Regions from separate parts of the Homo sapiens genome. Here region 2 is linked to region 1. Evidence: chromatin loops called from intact Hi-C (ENCODE). Cell type or tissue: OCI-LY7. All regions are shown on one strand.

Evidence for each region. Hi-C counts contacts between places; a loop is a spot of excess contacts. Peaks named below come from ENCODE experiments on the same cell type or tissue, not always from the same donor. Only the 100,000 strongest peaks of a DNase experiment are listed, where the experiment ranks them.
Region 2: a loop joins it to region 1, with 2.9 times the contacts of the local background. A loop is called at or near these places in 1 of 110 quality-filtered maps.

The regions. Positions count from the first base shown.
Region 1 is chr1:36,954,192-36,956,691 of GRCh38, reverse strand. The region is part of intron 1 of GRIK3 (glutamate ionotropic receptor kainate type subunit 3); the gene reads left to right. Among named protein-coding and RNA genes, the nearest start is that of GRIK3, 79 kb to the left of the region's middle. In OCI-LY7, no CTCF peak of the experiment used is centred here; DNase peaks (open chromatin) are centred at 1,481 and 2,311; H3K4me3 peaks cover 1,914 bases; H3K27ac peaks cover 2,500 bases.
Region 2 is chr1:37,002,211-37,004,710 of GRCh38, reverse strand. The region is part of intron 1 of GRIK3 (glutamate ionotropic receptor kainate type subunit 3); the gene reads left to right. Among named protein-coding and RNA genes, the nearest start is that of GRIK3, 31 kb to the left of the region's middle. In OCI-LY7, a CTCF peak has its summit at 1,555 (motif pointing left); a DNase peak (open chromatin) is centred at 560; H3K4me3 peaks cover 941 bases; H3K27ac peaks cover 1,922 bases.

The DNA of each region.
Region 1 (2,500 bases):
CTGTGCACCTCGGGGGCTTTTGTTCTGTGCTCCCCTCACCTTCCCAAGGATGCTGGGCTCAGGGTCCGCCTCTCTCAGTTCTTTGGAAGCCTTGCAAGGATTCAGCTTGGCCATGGCATGTGATGGTCGAGAGTGGTGTGGGGTGGACATGGCCCTGGGCAGCTGTTTTCTTGGGAGCTGGGAAGCCTGGCTGCCCACACACCAGCGTGGAAGGAGTTAGCGGGTTTTTCCCTCTCCGGTGGGCATGCGGAATGCTGCCGTCTGGGTAAATTGTGGCAGTTTCACGATGAGGCTTTGAGTCATTTAAATGGCTGCTGGTGAGATGCTGCCCTGAGTCATTTCATCTTCCTAAGTAACTTTCTCTTCTGGGCTTCTGCCTATGCAGCACCTTGGCCCAGTCCCCAGCCAAGGTGGCCACCCCTTCCTACCAATCACGCTGCCTGCTTCCCACCCTCAGCCCTGTCTTCCAAGGGCCTCTTCCCCTCTCTTGCTTCCCTGGCTCAGCCATTTGCTGGCTTAGTCTGAGAAGGGGAGAGGATGATGTTGAAAAGGGCGGGGAGCAGAGTTCTAGGGCCTGCCGTCCCCCAGGCCGAGCACCCCACGGCTCAGGACTCCTCCCCCACTGAGCCACTGAAGCCCCCACAGGCCCCGCTCTGGCTGTTGGTGGAGCCTGGAGGCCTGCAGGAGGAGGTGTCACCAAGAACCTTGTCTTCCTCACCGTCACCTACCAGTTCTGAGAATCTGGTCTGATGCCGAGCCTTTGTTAAGAAGGCCTTGGCCACAGGCCATGGCTGGCCAGCCAAAACACCAGACCCTGGCCCTGGTGGCCAGCGGGGGATCCTTACTGACAGGGATGAGGTTGTGAGTCAGAAAGGCCACAGACACTCTGGATGTGTGCATGAGCACTTGCGTGAATGTGTGCAAGTGTGTCTGGTCCTGAACGCCTTGGTGTGCTGGTTGTGTCTTTGTCTACACAGCATGTGCCAGGGTGTTTCTGAGCCTTCTGTTGTTGTGTTCACATGTGTGAGTGCTTGAGGTAGCCTGTTCAGTATGCTTGGCTGCAGCTGTCCAGATATGCTTGTGTGTGAATGTATGTGCATGTGCCCTGTGTTTGTATGGAGCAGGGCAGCCTGTGTGTGCATGCGTGTTCTCCGGGGGCGGGGGTATGTCTGTGTGTGCTGTGTCTGTGGTTCTGGGTTTGAGTGATGTGCGGGGCCTCCCAGAGAGGGCCTGTGACTCAGTGCCTGTGTTCCACTGTGTGTTGGGTGCTGTGAGTGTGCCTGTCAGCCTCTGTGTATCCATCCACGTGTTTGTGTGCACGTGTGCGCTGCTCGGTGTGTGGACGGGGAAGCACAGTTTGGGTGGTGTTGGGTCAGGCCCAGCCCCTGTACCCCACCGCCCCACACCTGCCCCTTCCTGTCCTGCTGGCAGGGTTGATGACAGCCATGCCAGGCCCTACCCTTAGCCAGGTGGGCTGTCACTTATTTAGGGCTGCTATTTCAGGAGGGGAAGCAGCTGGCTGGCGGGCTGCTCATCTGAGCCTCAGCAAATCAGTGAGCTCAGGACCCACTCTGGGGTGGCCCCTCACTGCTGAAGTCTGCTTGGGGTTGGAGGCCCATGTGGCTGAGGCCTCTGTCTACCACCCTGACACCACTTATAGCACCACCATCCAATGTAGAGCTGGCTTGGGCTTCCTGCCTGTTCTCAAAGGAATAGGCCCTTACCCAGGGCTCCTATGGACCTGTGTGTGTGTGTTCGTGTGTGTGAACGTGCATGTGCACAGGTGGGTACACACAGGCATGTGTCCCTGGGTCCACACCTGCAGGCACTTGCCCACTATGCACTTATACTTGTGTGAGGAAGGGCACCTTTCTGTGGCCTGAACTCATGTGTCTGTAGCTGGTTTTTTTCTGTGATTTGTCTATGCATGTGTGTGTCCTTGTGCGTGCACAGGTGTGTACACATGTGCTTCTCTGCGTGTGTGTGGACCTGTGTATGCATATGTATGTGCATGCACACTCTTTCCCCAGCCTCCTTACAGTAATCAGGGGAACCTCAGGGACCTGTCCTTTGGAACACAGACATGTGCTACCTGTGCTCCTGCTGCTGGCCTCAGCCCCCGTCCCCACCCCAAGAGTCCTGGAGACCCACACATGCCACACAATGCTGCCTTGCCCAGAACCCTGGAGTGGCTCCCCACATGCTTTCTGTTGGCCTTCAGGGTCGGGGGCCTCCTCCAGGCCACTCTCACTTCTCCCGCAGATGACCTTTCTGGCTGCTCTGATTGGCATGTGGCTTCCTCTACTGAAAGGCATTCCGTGACTCTTCACTGAGCAAGTCCTCTGATGCTGAGGCTGTGTGCTGGGCTCCAGGAGAGGCAGCAGGGGTAATCATGGGCCAGCATTCCAAGACGTCTTAGGCTAGTGCAGTGGCAAGATCCTGGAGCTCAGATGTAAGGTGTGCTAGAGAGAGGTGAGCTTGGTGAGGGGTGAGAGCTTCC
Region 2 (2,500 bases), 48 kb before region 1:
TCCATTGGACAGCTTTTGAGGACACACATACGCAAACACAGAGTTCAGCTATGACCATAGCATGCCAGGCATGAAGCTTGGGGAGGGACCTGATGTCCCTCCCTGCCATGGTCCCCGTAAGACCTGCTGTGAAGACTTAAAGCCTGTTGATTCAAGAGCACAAATGAAAACCAAGTGAGTGGTGATTCCGTTTGGGCAAGGGGCAGGAAAGTGGGGGCTGGGAGTCTGCTGATCAGACCCCAGACCCCCACTGCCCTCCACAACCCGAAGCTCAATTTCTCCCTGGTTCTTCTGGGGTCACTTAGCTCTCAGAGGGAACAATTGCAGTAACAATTCCCTACCTCTTTGTGTGATTCTTTATCCTTTTCAAAGCCCTTTTATGCAGTTTTCCATTTGATACACCCTCCTGTGAGATAGGCTGGTATTATTATCTCTGCTTTATAGATAAGGACATTGAGACTCAGAGAAGGTGCTGTGGCTTGTCCGAGCCCCCTCGGAGGGTGGGCTCTGGAGCAGGGATTAGATCGAAACAGAAGCATGTGACTTCCTGCCCTGTTGCATTTTCTTCTGCCCTCTGATGTGTGGGGTTTTTTTTAGAAGGTGGCTTCCTTTGTCTACAAGGCCCTGATGTTTTCTGGGGTCCGTGTGTCTAAGAGGGGTGCCAAGGCAGAGATTGGGCCGAGTGCTGCCTCGAGTATTTCATCTTCCTCCCCACTACCTCAAGTTCGTTTTGGGGCTCCTAACAGGTGGCAGGAACCATTCCCAGCCCCCTCCCTCCTCTCCCTTCTTTCTGCAGTGGGGCAGCATCCAGCAGAAGAGTGTGGGAGCTGGGGAGCCTGTGGGGTGACGAGGGGGGCACAGGAGGTGGGAGATGGCCCCTTCAGCCCAGCAGGGTGGCAGGTTATGGAGCTGGACTCAGACTTTGTAAATATGGAGACAGCAGAGAGGAAGGACAGCCTGGCTCTCTAGTACCCACCCAAGGGGCTGTCTTGGGGACCAAAGGAAAAGTTGCAAGACAAGTTAAGGAGAGGTCAAGATGAGTTTGGGGAGAGACATGGGTTTGTAGCCAGTGCTCAGAAAAGCCAGAAGCTGACTTAAGGGTACAGATGAAAACAAAGTGAGTGGCAGTGCCATTTGGGCCAGGGGCAGGAAGGAGAGGCTGGGAGCTACTTGGCCAGACAGACCCCCACCACCTCCGGATCCAGAAGCTCAGACATCTTCACTTTTTGAGGCTGATACCATGGAGGCTGAAGAAAGATATGCATGTCCAAGGCCAACTGAGCTGAAATATGGGATTGACCTGGGAGGGCATTGATAATGTTTCATAGTAGTGTCTGAAAGTATAATTTGGGCCATTGGCTGGGCTTAATTTTTAATGAATGAAATAGTAACTATTCCATTTCATTTCACAAAAATGATTTAAAGTTGTTTACATGAATTACATTTAATATGATAGCTCACTTTTCATTCAAATAATTTAATACTAGGAAAAATATAAACTAGAAAGTTTATATTTCTTAGCAGCAAAACTAAAATGCTATAGTTAAGTCATGATGTCCAATAGTTGCTATAATCGGGCCAAACATTTGACTCTACGCTCCCTGGTGGCCAAAGGGAAAAGGGAAACTGTATCTTTCCTATGGGGAAAAAGTCACCCTAGTACCTCTGGGACAAAAAAAAAAAAAAAAACAACAGCTTTTATTAACCCTTTATTTTAAAATATGTTTTCTTATCTGGAGCTTTATGTGAAAGGCTGTAAGAAATGCAACATTGGCCGTGCAGTGGCTCACACCTGTAATCCTAGCACTTTAGGAGGCCAAGGCGGGTGGATCACTTGAGGCCAGGAGTTTGAGACCAGCCTGGGCAACATGGCAAAATCTCATCTCTACTAAAAATACCAACATTAGCTGGGCATGGTGGCACACACTTACTTGAACCCGGGAGGCAGAGGTTGCAGTGAGCCAAGATTGTGTCCCTGCACTCCAGCCTGGGTGACAGAGTAAGTCTCTGGCTCAAAATCTCAAAAAAAAAAAAAAAAAAGAAAGAAAGAAAATAAATGCAACATCTTTCTAACCAGTGGCTAGCAGATTTCATAAACCATGTCTGGTACTGTCTGTTTCTCCATGTCACCTGAAGACATGATGATGAAACACAGTTTAGGGAGTGAAACTACGCAAGGAGCCGAGGATGCAGTTCAAGTGCACAGCTTGATCCAAGGATAAATCCTAGACTATCTAGAGAAAGTGGTGGCTGGCCTGCTTCTCAACCCACTCTCCGAAATGCTGTTTTTCTCTCCATCGCACCTTTACTTCATATTGGGCAGTAGGTGGTTAAGGCAGCCATCCCCAGCAAGGTCTGACTCAGCTGGTTGTTGGGTTGGAGGAAACTCTCATTTAATTTAGAGCAGCCATCATCAGGCTTCTTTGACTATATGCCCAACCAGTAACAAGGTTTAGTATGCCCCCAGTAAATCTAATTTTTTCTTTGTTATATGCAACTA